3 separate regions of the Mus musculus genome follow, and regions 2 and 3 are each linked to region 1. Evidence: chromatin loops called from intact Hi-C (ENCODE). Cell type or tissue: left cerebral cortex. All regions are shown on one strand. Each heading gives the region's core, and the rest is flanking DNA. Links, peaks and the distances in the headings are about the cores only.

Region 1 (4,411 bases), core at 1,041-3,540:
ATGAAATCACTGCTTATGTGGTCTGATTTCCAAAGTCCCTTTCCCTGTGTTCATCAGGTGCAATGAAAAGCACTGTGAGATGCTCTTGCTGCAGCTGGACACTACTGCTGGTGGAAAGGGGACACTCAGCTGCACAGCATCGCTCTGTGCTCCATCCCTCTGTACACTCAATGTTAGCATGGTCACTCTCACCCCTGCCAGCATCCCTGTTGGTAGATTTCGAATAAATCCTTTATCTCACTACCTAGGTATTTTCTTCAATTTCTGGACAAATGGCAAGCTACCCTACTGCTATAGCACAACCAGGCTATCAATGCTATACTCTGGCATGAACATGCTGTCTGAATTGATATATTGGCTTTTATTACCAAGAGCAAATGATATATAAGGAATGTCCAATAGGTTGTTAAAGGAAACATGACTTTTAATGACACAATTTTCCATCCTTTTATCTGTGACTCTTTCTAGTATGTCATTGCACATCCATTCTAGTTCTTCTGAATGGGATCTTGCCAGATATATGAGGCAAAACAAACAAACAAAAAACAAAACAAACAAACAAAAAACCCCCACCAAGAACTCTTATGTTTCCTTTTTTGAGACAGGGATTCTCTGTGTAGTCCTTGCTGTCCTGGAACTCACTTGGTAGACTGGGATGGCCTGGTACTCACAGAGATCTGTTGCCTCTGCCTTCTGGGTGCTAGGATTAAAGGCATGTGTCACCACTTCCCAGCTACTTATGAGTTTTATAAGAATGTAGGAAGCATTAAGGTTAACAAGAAAGTTAAACACTTCATTACAAATAAGTTTCCCAAGTGCTTGTGATATTCTCTTGCCATTCTGTATACCTTGCTTGCCCCTTCTTGGGCTATTCATGACCTACCCAGGGACAGGGGCTTTAGTTTTATTTGTATCCAGGTTAACTTAGAAGAGTAAGAGAACTATATACATTTGCCAATAAGTTCTTTTCAAGTAAGTAATGATCCAGCTGTTTAGTAGAAGACATCAAAAGATTCTTAGGAACCACACACACATACTTTTTGAGTATTCTAACAGAGATGCCACAATTAATTCAGAACTAAGTAGCAAACTAAGAATCACAAAATTTAAATATATTTAAGTTTGTATTGGGGACTGAGGCACTCTAGCTCTTTTGTGGGTAAGGCAGGGCCATGGAAGGATTGCCTAAGCCAGTGGTTCTTTACCTGTGGGTCACAACCCCACTGGCAAACTTCTACCTCCAAAAATACTTACATTGTGCTTCCTAACAGTACCAAAGTTATAAAGTAGCAATGAAAATGATTTTATGGTATGGGGCCACTACAAGTTGAGAAACCGTATTAAAGGGTTGCAGCATTCAGAAGGTTGAGAACCACTGGCCTAAGCCTTTAAGGATGTTTAGAAGCTGTGTGGATTTCTTAATGAAAAAAACCAACCAAACACATAGATGGATTCTGATACTCTCCAGCGCCTGTTGCTGAAGATTCAGTGGATCGATGAGGGTGGCTTGGGCTTTTTCGATGCCTTCACCTTACTTTGTAGACAATGTTGCCATTTATCCGTGTCCAACACCAGAAGCAGTTTTTAGCCCTTGCCCTTGACTTGCTTCAGTAGGCAAGCTTTCCCCTTTTCAGATGTTGCCATTTCTTGTCACCCCCCCACCCCCGCCCCCAACCCTCTGCGTTCCCAGCTTTCCTTTAGAAATCTTGATGGCCTGCAGGTCAGATTCAGTAGTGACTTTATTCAGAGGATGCCTTTTTGACAGGAGTGAAGGGGGACTTTGCTGATCCCAAACCCTGTTTTGGGGTCCCGAGCTTTTCTATTCCACCTGTCCCCGCCTCGCTGCCCCGCCCCCCGGGTCTTTCCAGTCACCCTGATTTACAGGGAAGGCAAATCAAAATCAAATTAATTCGCCTCCTTCTAGTGCGTTTCTAGGGCTTTTCTGCGCAGCGAAGGTATTCTGGGACAGGAAGCAGGTGAGTTGAGGCGGAGCTGAGGTGGAGCTGAGGTGCAGCACCGCCCTGCCTAGCGCAGGGAGCTTCGTCAGACTCTACAAGACATCTCCGAGCTCTGAGCGCTCGACCGGAAATGCTCCGAGGCCGGTGCCGGAAGTGCACCTACAGGCCCGAGTCCTTCCGGCCTCTGCCCTTCCAAGGTTTCCGGGAGGCGGGGAGTGGGCGGAGCCAGAGCCGGAAGTTCAGGCGGCTAAGCCCGGTCTCTGGCGTGACCCGTGAGCGCTGAATTGAACGCTGGCGGGCTGGCGGGCGGGTCCTCTGGCTGCTGTCCTCGCCACTTTACCTCTGTGCCGAGGACCCGAGGGAAAGCTGACGCCGCTGAGCCAGTCAGCACGCAGCTCGCACTCTAGTCCCGCGTGTAGGGACGACGCAGGCCGCCTGTCTAGTTTCCGGTCCCGTGGGCCCCGCCCCTCATCACTATGTATGACCGTGCTCCGCGCTGGCTCGACTGTGCCAACCGCGGCAGCACCGAGGAGCACGTGGGGCCTGGGACCTACCAGGTACCTTTTCCTAAGCAGCAGGCCACAGGTAAGATGCTGATGGCCAGCTTGCGGTGACAGACGGCCCGCCTTCAGCCTGCCCTCAGGTTAAACACAAAGTCAAAAAGGACCACTGTTCAGAAATGTAACACGTCGCAGGTAGAGACGATACTAGAACCAGGATTTTGATTCCTTGGCTCTTGACTGTATGACATAACAAGTTTGTGACTGTATGAAACACAATACTTGCTTTTGCACACACTTTAATCAGATTTATTTACCACGATGTAATTGTTTACATTTCTATTCTGTATTATCACTTACAAATTGGATCCCGTCCCCAATCTCCCCCACTCCCCGGAGTGAAGTTATCTGACCATCCCTGGCTTTATACTGAGACCCTCTTTCTACATTCTGTGAAAAGTTATAGCCTTCAGGGGTGGCCTAGGGACTAATAATTGAAGTAGTTAATTGCTTTTCTTCATTTCTCACCCCCCCCCCCCCCCCCAGTTTGTGAATTAGGTCCAACTTTTAATAAATATTTCTAATTCGGTCTCTGCTTTTAAAGTTCTGGTTTTTGTTTTTGTTTGAGTTTAATACCACCCAAATTCTAGTGGTTTCTTTTGTAAACCTGCATTTTTCAGTAGATATAAAATACCTCCTGCCCCCTTAAAGTTCCAGGAGTGAGTACTCTGTTTACATCCCTGCTCCATTATGGTTAGTTTAAGTTTCTCTGGACATGGTAAAATTCTGTTTGCGTTTCAGATCTCAAATTTTACATCTTTTCAGCATCTGTCCTCAGCATTTTTGGTACCTATGCCAAGTACTGTTGAGATGGTATAAGCATGTATTCCCCAGCATCTTGTGTTTACCAGTGACCATCTGTAATGGGCACACCTATGATGCTTTTGCACACCCATAACTTTTTTTTTTGACCTTTATTTTGGTACAGCTGACCACTTTCTTTGTTGCTTTCTGTCTCATTTTTTTTCCTGCTGTTCAGTACCTGACACATGATTCGGTACTGAAGCAAGGAATCATGTTTTATTTTTCTTTTTTTCCCACTAATCATGCACAGCTAAATTTATAAGATACTTAGCTTTACATCTTGTTCTTGTTGCTTTGCTCATTGTACTCTCTTATTCATATCTGTTACTTCAATCACCATTTATATCCAGCCACTCCCAAGTGAAATTCTTTATAGAGATAGAGGTGGTTTATGTCTCTAAGTTTCCCACAGGCTTAAAGTCTGCGTCGTTGTCAGTCACTTTACAGACATCCTTGCATGGCTGGTCTAAGCTTTAGAACTCTAGCTTACTTTTTTTGCCTGGCCATTTCTCTTGGCCTTTAAGACCATTGGTTAAATGTTCACAATCTCTCAGAAATTCTTCCCCTTTGTTCATAGCTACCCAATTTAATACAATCCAATTTATTTTTTCTCAATTAAATCAGTAGCATGTTGTTTCTGTCTCAGTGTCATAATTTTATCTTTCATTTTGTGTTTAGTAGTATGTTTAAAAAACATACATTATTTGAAAAACAAAAAATATATTTATTTTTGTTAACGGCAGGGTTAAAAAATCTAAACTCATCAATGGTAGTAGAATTCTTTTTTGTTATCACCCCCGGTCTTGTGTTCCATTTAGTCTGATCTTTCCAAACACCTGTACATGCTCCTACACATGACCTACAGTTCAGCCATTCTAACTTGATAATATTCTTAAGATCATTTTTTGTCACTTCTGTTCTTTTGCACCATGTGCCCAGTGTGTTCTATGCTCCTACTCCTCCTGGCTTGCTTCTACTTATTCTTGATATTCAATTGAAATAAAAATCTCTGACTAGTCTTACTTTTCCATCCTTCTGGCTTATGGTAACTTTTTTGGTAGCAGTTTGATTCTAACACACACACACACA
Region 2 (4,411 bases), core at 1,304-3,803, 130 kb before region 1:
ACTTAAGACATAAAATGTCATCTTCTTGAACATAAAGTTAAATGCTCAAAACAACTAGATATGCAAATAACTCCATTAGACATTATGTGGGTGCTATTTAAACAAAACAACAAAACTTCTAACAAGGTACCCCAAGTGCTAACAGGAGGGAACATAAACAAGAGTTTCTGAGAAGCTTCAAAATAAAGTGGGTTTGTATTTGACTCTCCCCCCCCCCTTTTAAATCACCCATCAGCATTCAAGATTTGCAAGATTATTAAGTAACTTAATCTGTTTTAGGTATTTTTATTCCCTAATTTGCAACAACAGACCTTGGATATCCACCCCCACTGGGGGAAAAATACCGATTCAACATTTTGAACGTTTAGTTAAAATGAGCTTTAACTAAATCTCACCTTTAAAAAACTGAGACTTGTTTCTACACCAAACCTGTAAGTGTAATTAAAAACTTTCCAACACGCAGATTTTAATCTGTAATCTGGATTAGTATTCTTTTAAAATTCTATAAAGGGACGAACAAATGGGATACCGATTTTTTTTTTTTTTTTTATAGAAATGTTCCGACTGTCAGTGATACTCACTTGGAAGACAAACAAGTGAAAATAAAATTCAGGGGCATGGGTGTTTTGTTCTGCTTTGTTTCATTAAAACCACCTCCTTCTCCCCCAACGGTCCTCTTCCTACTAAATGACAAAGATCTGACTCAAAGCTAAGAGTATTTGGTCTTCCGGGAAAGGCTACCACATCATTTCTAGGATTCTGATACTTCCTGGAGGGTTCTGTATTGCCATGATCTAACTCTAAGCATTGAGCACTGTGTTGACAGATGAAAGGACCACACTCATAAATAACTTGCCCAGAAGGAGTGGGCAAAGTCCGTGTGGAGGGACGCCGAAGAAGCCAGTTTTTAAAAGGGGAAATTACGATAGACGCAAATTATGGAATAGAAGCAAACTGGGGAACGTGTACTGGACAGATGATCTAAGTTGTTACTATCAAAGGAAACTTTTCGCCCTTAATTACAGAAGAGATTTGTATCCGGTGCTTTTGTAATTATGCACAGGTAGGCAATATCTGAGGAGAATCTCACGTTCAAACATAAACAGTTTTATAAAACATTTGCATTGAAGTATCCATTCTTTTAGGATTAACTATAAGTACAATGGAACTAGAATCAGATTATACAGATTTAGGCAGGGGCAGCTGGGGCAGAACAGGCAGCATGTAAATTCCTTAACAATGTGTTACAGGGCACAGTTTCCAGCTACAGGAGAAATCCAGAAAACCGCTTGAGGACCGGAACTGTGCACGCCGTAGTCTCCCAACACTAATTCAACAGCTAGCGGCTCCCGCCAGCCTCGCGCTGCCCACGGCGGCGGCGGGCGAGTCGCCACCTCCACCTTGGAGACTGTCCGCTCGGCACTCGGCTGGCCATCGCCCTCCCAAACTACTTGCCGGCTCTCCCCGCACCGGCGCCGGCCGTCGGCAGGCCGGGGAGGGAGCGATCGCGCCCACGGGAAGGAAGTTCCGCCAAGTGGTCGGGCTCGCCGTGGGACCGAGCCTGCAGCACCGCGGCCTCCCAGCCCCGGGGACGCCCCGCGCGGCCCGGTGCCGGCAGGAAGCGTGGAGGAGGGGAGGCGAGCGCGGAGCCCGCCGCCGACCCCACCCCGTGCGCGACCCCGCCGGCCCGGCCGCCCTCGTGCGCCCGCCTTCCCCCTGGGAGGGCCGCCGCCCCGCACCTCGCGGACCCGGGGACCCCGGCAAGTTTGCAGGAGAGATGCACTGCCACCCTGCAGCACGCCGAGGGGGAGAAAAGAAAATGTCAGGCGATGACGGCCGGCAGGACTCACCCATGTTCCTCCCACAGAGTGAGGACCGGCAGGGCGAGGCGAAGGGTTCGGGTGCGGGCGGCGCGGCTCAGCGGCGGCGGCGTCCTCCCTCTACCTCCGCGTCTCCCGCAGCCAGGGAGGGACCCGCGGGGGGCGGCCGCCGGGGAGGAGCAGCGGCTGCGGCTGCGGGCGGCGCGGCCGCGGCGGGGACGAGCGGCGGGGGGCGGGGCGGGGCGGGGCGGGGCGGCCGGGCGCAGCCTGCGGCGGGCGCGGCTGCGAGCGAGCGAGCGAGCGAACGTGCGGGCGGGCGGGCGGGCGGGCTGGCGCGGAGGCGCCGAGCCGTCCTGAGGAGCGCCCTCCCGACGCGCGGCCGAGCGCCCCGCCCTCTCCGCCGAGCGCCCCGCCCTCTCCGCCGAGCATGCTCAGTGCGGCCAGTGCTGCCTCCTGCCCACGGCCGGCGAGGCTTAGCCCGCCGGGGGCTGTGCGTCTACAGACCGGAGCGGTACAGCTCGGTGGCTGTTGCTCGAGGGGCGGAAGCAGGGCTCAGATCTCCGGGCTGCTGGGACGGAGCCTCCCGGGAGGAAGTCTCAGCCCGGAGCGTGCCTGGCAGCGCACGCCCCAGGCGAGCATGTGCGGGGTGGCGGAGCAGGAGGACGTAGATGTCCGCGGGCGCGTCCCCAGGGCGCATCAGGCTGTCCTGCGGGGCTGGCGGGAAAGCCGGTCCAGCGGAGAGCGGTCGCAAGGTCACCCTCGGCGAGCCAGTGCCTAAAGCCCTTTAACCCGTCGGGCGGGACCCTACAGGCTGTGTCCGCCGCACTCCGGCTGTGCCAGGGAGGAAAGACGTGCTGAGATCAGAAACACTGAAAGTCCACCTACGGGCGGGGGTAACTCGGTGGATGACGAGCCGCCCGGGGACTGTGACCGAAATGCTCCCACATGCTCTCGCGGGGCTCGGGGTCCCAGACTGGGCTCTGCACCAAGAAGAGGCAGTAGGATTTCTCTGTGTAGCCCTGGCAGTCCTGGAACTCACTTTGTAGACCAGCTGGCCTGGAACTCAGAAATCCGCCTGTGAAAAACCAAAAAAATAAATAATAATAATAACGTAAAATAAAAGAAGGAGGGGGAGAAGGAAGAAGAAGAGACAGTAGGAGACCTGCACGTGTCCTGACCCCTGCCTGCCTGGACTTTATCCCAGGCCTGTGGCGATCTGTAGGAAGAGGAGCTGCAACTCTTGCTGCCAGAAGGGGCTGTTTCTTCATCTGTGACTCTCACAGACCAGTCGCTAATATTACAGGCACAGATCACAAGAGCATCTCGATATGTTAGGTACTGGGATTTTATGTGATTTTTTCTGAAATAAAAATGCAACATAATTAAAGACAGGTGTGATCTATTTACAGCAGCTCAGGCATAGACTGATACAGATGTTAAACACCCGTTCTTGGAAGAAAACTACTCTTCCTGTTTGCCTATAATTCATCTTGCAGAAGGCTGTTAGGATTGTTGTAATAATCTCTATACACAGGGTTCAAACAAAATTACTGAGCATCTGGGGCCCAGAAGACAAACCAGGGCAGGACCACACATCTTCTGAGGGTACCTCTTCCTTGCCTTGTAGCAATATGACTCTAGCTTTCACATATTTTCCCTACGTGCTTATGTGTCCAGTTTTCCCTTATTTATAAGGACACTGGTCATGAAGATCGGGAAGGCCACTCCCAATCTTGACTCTGGTGTCTGCAATGACCTGATTTCTGAACAAGGTCACATTCCGATGTCTTAGGGATTTCTGCTCGATGGCTGGGCACAGTTCAGTCAGTAAGACCACCCCCCCCCCCAAGTCTACAAACATGCACGTGCCTTGTTCTGCTTCTTTTTCCCAAATGTTTGCAAAAGACCATGCTAGGTCTTTCTATTGCTTCACATGGTTGATCTCTCTCTCTCTCTTTCCTTAATTTTCACAAATGTCTTCTACATTCTCTGTTTCAAGTTGCTTTAAGTTTCCTGTTACTTCCTTTGCTAATTACATATCACAATAATTTCAGGGTATGTCTAGCTTTCATTTGCATGTATGCATTGAAATTGGAAAGGCAGCTGGGTTTTTGTCCTCCCACCTGGCATTAGTTTAAGCATCATTTGTGCTCCTCTTGCATCCACAAGCCACCCCTTCGACTTTCTCACCAATTAAAGGCACAGTGCAGGGCAATCATGATGATCATGTTGAACTCCAATACATTGACATAACTATAGTGAGACTCTTTTGGACTATACCTAGAAGTGGCTCATTTAAGGAATGATGTAATGCCTCTTGGGTTGTTTTGTTTTGTTTTGTTTTGTTTTGTTTTTGAAGTGTGGTCTTGCTATATATAGTCCTGGCTGGCCTACTCACTGTGTAGCCCAAATGATCTCACAAACATATCAGTTCTCCTGTGGCCTCTCCAATGATAGGATTAAGGAATGTGCCAACATACACAATTCTTTCTTCTCCTTTTATAGGAATATAATGATTTTTAAAATATTTTTGTCTAAAACAGTTATTCTCAACCTATGGGTCATGGCCCTTGGTGGGGGGAGGGGGGGTT
Region 3 (4,411 bases), core at 1,304-3,803, 110 kb before region 1:
CTGACCTGCTTGAGTTCCAGTCCTGACTTCCTTTGGTGATGAACAGCAGTATGGAAGTGTAAGCTGAATAAACCCTTTCCTCCCCAAACTGCTTCTTGGTCATGATGTTTGTTCAGGAATAGAAACCCTGACTAAGACACCATGTGATTGCTGCAACACAGAACATGGTGAAGAAATTAGGGGCAGATTGTGTGACTGGAGTTAGGTTATCTGTGAGTAAAGAAGAATGAACGGCCAAGAAATTAGCAGATGGCAGCATCAAGATTTAGAGGCCCAGGTGGCCAGATGGCATGAACTTCAAGAGATCAGAGGTCTGGGCAAGAGGACGATGGAGAGCAAGGGGAACAGCTGCTCTCCCCATCGGTCCTGTGGGTTGTGCAGGACTGAGCACATGTCACCCAATGGAGTAGGGGATAAAGTGCCCTTCAGTGGAAAGTTACTTGATTCTCAAGATAGGTTCCCAGAAGATTGAGTATACATGTGAGGGGTCTTACCTATTGCAGATTAAGGCACCATAACAAACAACTATTATTTCTCATAGTACTGTAGGCTGCTGACTGGGTCCAGCTGGATGGGTTTGGATTTGCACTATTCAGATGCTGCTGAAATTATACGGGGCTGTGATTGATAGCTGGGAGGAGTCATTTGCTGTCTGGTGGCTCTGTGGAGAAGACTCAGCTTTTGCTCTCTTCCTCCTGGTGGCCTCTCCTTCCCCACATTATATAGATTTTTTTCTTTTTCTTTTTCTTTTTCTTTTTCTTTTTCTTTTTCTTTTTCTTTTTCTTTTTCTTTTTCTTTTTCTTTTTCTTTTTCTTTTTCTTTTTCTTTTTCTTTTTCTTCCTTCCTTCCTTCCTTCCTTCCTTTCTTTCTTTCTTTCTTTCTTTCTTTCTTTCCTTCTTTTTACTAGCAGTGTACCAGAGCATTTTGCCTGGCACTTCAGAATCTTGTAAGTACAGGAGAAGCAGCTACTGGGTCTTCTTGAAACCTTGATCTAGACTTGGCATAGGGCATTTGTACCCCTTTCTCCTTATGGAGTGAGTCAAGGGTCAGAACACATTCAAGGAAAAGAATTCACAAAGATAGTAGGAAGGGGACCCGTGGAACATATTTAAGGCTATCATCTACAAATGGAAATCTGTTGTTCTTTGCGGCTGAATGTCTGCAGGTAGAGTGGAAAGACTGAGGTGGGGGTGGAGAGGCAGCCAGTTTAAAAGGCTGTGGAGCATTCTGACGATGGAAGAGCAGATGTGGTGGTTGAGAAAGGGACCACAGGGATTGGAGGCCCATTCCACTGAAGCAGAGATCTCCAAACCCCACTCCAATCATGTGATCTTTTTATTTTTAATTTATTTATTATACATAAGTACACTGTAGCTGTCTTCAGCCGCGCCAGAAGAGGCGTCAGATCTCATTATAGTGTGTGATAGTGTGGTTGCTGGGATTTGAACTCAGGACCTGGGGAAGAGCAGTCAGTGCTCTTACCTGCTGAGCCATTCTGCCAGCCCCAATCATGTGCTCTTAATGAAAACAGTTTGAACACTCGTCAAGTTTAATGATTATAATCTTAATTGTGTGCTCAGTAAAGGTCTGCTTAAAAATGTGCTTTGTAAAACAAACGGAAAAAGAGAAATTATCTTTATCAATGGCATAATAACCTTTCACCTGTCTAGGTAGAACAGTTTAGTTAAAAATGCCTCATCGATTAAAAAAAAAAATCTTGAGTTATAGTGGGTCAGAGATCAGATTTAAAGCTCAATACATGGCCATGTCTTTCTTGAGGAATGTTTTAGTTGAAAGAGCAACCTCACAGAACAAGTATGTCTAGATGGAAGAAGGCACCATTACTAAATCAAAACAATAATTTTTCAGTCCCATCCTCATGGTGGAAGTTCATCAACCAACAAGGCAAACATTGAAATCCAACAAGTGAGTATGTATGTATTAGTCCTAATACCAGTTCTTGCAACTTATCAGAAATTACTATTTAAGAAAAATTTTAAGGAACTGGATTCTAAATTCAATAAAAGTGCTCAATTAGAGGATTTTATTTTAAGTTTTAAAGATGCCATTCTAAGACTTTCGTTATGTAGATATTAAAAGATGTTTATATTTAGGTTGTTTCCAACAACAAAATTACATAATGAGGGAACATTCTTATTTTTAAAATGCTGTTTTTGTAGCATGAGTATCCTGAAGAACAATTGTTTTCTCCATCTTTGTTAGAAATGTTACCCTTGCCTGAAGGGACTGATTGAGAATATTATTGTTTTAGAAATATGGCATTCATAGGAAATGTCAGGATATTGGAAACATGTCAACTCTCAGGAAACAGGTATTACTCCACCTTTAGTTTGGGAATCCTTTCTATAGGATGTCAGTGAGCTGGTTACTGTGTGACTTTCTCAGTCAGCCTATGTCTTCCTATAAAGCCTCTGCTATTATTTGAATATATCTTATTTTAAACATTTGCCTCATTGGCAACACCCTGCAGCACATACGGCACTGTATAAACACGGAGGAGATAGATTTAGGAAGGTGTTGCTGCCAAGTTCCCCTGGGGCTATTTTATATACTCAGTTCCAGAGCAAGTACGGAAAGCAGTTGTTTTCATATCTTTAGTAGCCTTAGTGAAGCTTAAGTTCATTCTTATAGACGTAAACAAATATCAATCAAGGTATACCTTTTCCTTTGGCTCCCATTGTTAATTTTAGATACTCTGTTTTGTAAACTACATTCGTTGAGGAGAATGAGGAAGGCATGTGCATGCATTGCACCAGTGATGGTAGTGACTCTAGGCACAACTTCAAGGTGACTGTTCTTCTCTGGACAGTTAGGGAGATGGGGCATTCATACCAGAGAGCCTCAATGCAGTATGATTAGTTGATATCAACTATAAGAAATGGTTTTAACAATGACTTTACACCAAGTTGCAGGAATTTAGGTGTGTATGTGGGTGCTTAAAGAGATTTATATCAGCCGTATATTTTTCTCACACAAAATTATTAACTACCAAATGGGAGAGAATAGAAACTCAGTGTTGAGCTCTGGGAAGATATCTCAGCTGGTAACCATAGCTGCTGCAAAGCAAGAGGACCTGTTTGAATCACCAACACGCACATATCAGCCTGGCATGGTCATGTCAATCGGTAACCCCAGCTTTGGCGACTTGGGGCAGAGACAGGCAGATCTTGGGGGTTCATGAGCAATCAGTCTAGCTGAACCTAAGTGCTTCAGGTTCAGAGGGAGATCCTGCCACAAACAAACAAAAACAAGGCAGATACTCTGCATCTGATACAGAAGAAAGTACAGAATATGGTTCAACTCTGGTATAGGAAAGGACTTACTGAACACACTCTGGTAGAGCAGACACTAGGAGAAACAAATAACAATTAAGATTCTATGAAACTAAAAGGTGTCTATACAGAAAAGGATGCCTATCATTTGAGGGAAGTGGCAGCCTACAGAATAGGAAAATATCTTTGCCGGCAATACACGTGACCGAGGGTTGGTGTCTGGAATATACAAAGAACTTTAAAAACTAAATACCAAGAAAGCAATCCAATTAAAAATTGGAGCACAGAACAGAACAGAAAGTTCTCAAAGGAAGAAATACAAAAAGCTGAGAAATATCGTTTGGAAACATCCCTAGCCATCGGGGACATACAAATTAAAACTACTTTGATATTTCATTTTACTCTAGACAAAATGGCCAAGAATAAGAGGGAGAAAGAAAATGTTGGTGTGGATGTAGGAAAAGAGGAACACTTGCTCGTTCCCTGTGGGACTCCAAACTGATGCAGCTACTCTGGAAATCAGTGTGGAGAATCTTCAAAAGCTAGACATAGATCTACCATATGACCCAGATATTCTATTCTAGAGCATCTTCCTAAGGACTCTGTGTTTTCTACAGAGACACTTGCTTATTCATGTTCACTGCTGATCTCTTCACAATAGGCAGAAAACGGAAATAGCCTAGATATCTATCAACAGATTAACAGATAATAAATATGTGGTGTATTTACACAACAGAGTATAAGAAAAATGTAGGTTATAGAAATAAAAATGAAATTACAGAATTTTTAGGCACATGGATGGATCTGGAAATAATTGTTCTGAGGGAGATAACCCAGACGTAAAAAGACAAATGTTGCAAGTTAGTTTTCATGTGTGGGTGCTAGCTCTGAATCTTTAGATATGTATGTTTATATTAGAATACCCACAAAAGGCTGGAAACTAGTAAGGGAGAATGGAAGTATATCTCAAGAGAAAGGGGACAGGATACTGGTGGTATGAATGGGCAAAGAGGAATAATTGAACAGAACGTGTTAAATGGGGTGGTGCTAGGGGAGTCAGGTAGAGCATTGGGTATGGAGAGGGACAACTAGCATTAAAGATCTTTGAAAATGCCACA

Evidence for each region. Peaks named below come from ENCODE experiments on the same cell type or tissue, not always from the same donor. Only the 100,000 strongest peaks of a DNase experiment are listed, where the experiment ranks them.
Region 2: a loop joins it to region 1, with 3 times the contacts of the local background. A loop is called at or near these places in 10 of 42 quality-filtered maps.
Region 3: it touches region 1 in a loop (4-fold over the local background); 3 of 42 quality-filtered maps call a loop at or near these places.

Annotation. Positions count from the first base shown.
Region 1 is chr3:139,203,465-139,207,875 of GRCm38, forward strand. Stpg2 (sperm tail PG rich repeat containing 2) reads left to right here and starts at 2,429. Exons shown (of 14, transcript NM_198659.2): 1 at 2,429-2,543. The coding sequence starts at 2,435. In left cerebral cortex, for the core only: a CTCF peak has its summit at 2,101; DNase peaks (open chromatin) are centred at 1,240, 2,172 and 2,386; H3K4me3 peaks cover 1,294 bases; H3K27ac peaks cover 1,136 bases.
Region 2 is chr3:139,073,186-139,077,596 of GRCm38, forward strand. Rap1gds1 (RAP1, GTP-GDP dissociation stimulator 1) reads right to left here and starts at 2,016. Exons shown (of 15, transcript NM_001040690.2): 1 at 1,851-2,016. The coding sequence starts at 1,854. In left cerebral cortex, for the core only: a CTCF peak has its summit at 2,498; DNase peaks (open chromatin) are centred at 1,434, 1,800, 2,256 and 2,701; H3K4me3 peaks cover 1,730 bases; H3K27ac peaks cover 1,580 bases.
Region 3 is chr3:139,088,390-139,092,800 of GRCm38, forward strand. No RefSeq gene overlaps it. Among named protein-coding and RNA genes, the nearest start is that of Rap1gds1, 15 kb to the left of the region's middle. In left cerebral cortex, for the core only: no CTCF peak of the experiment used is centred there; a DNase peak (open chromatin) is centred at 2,525.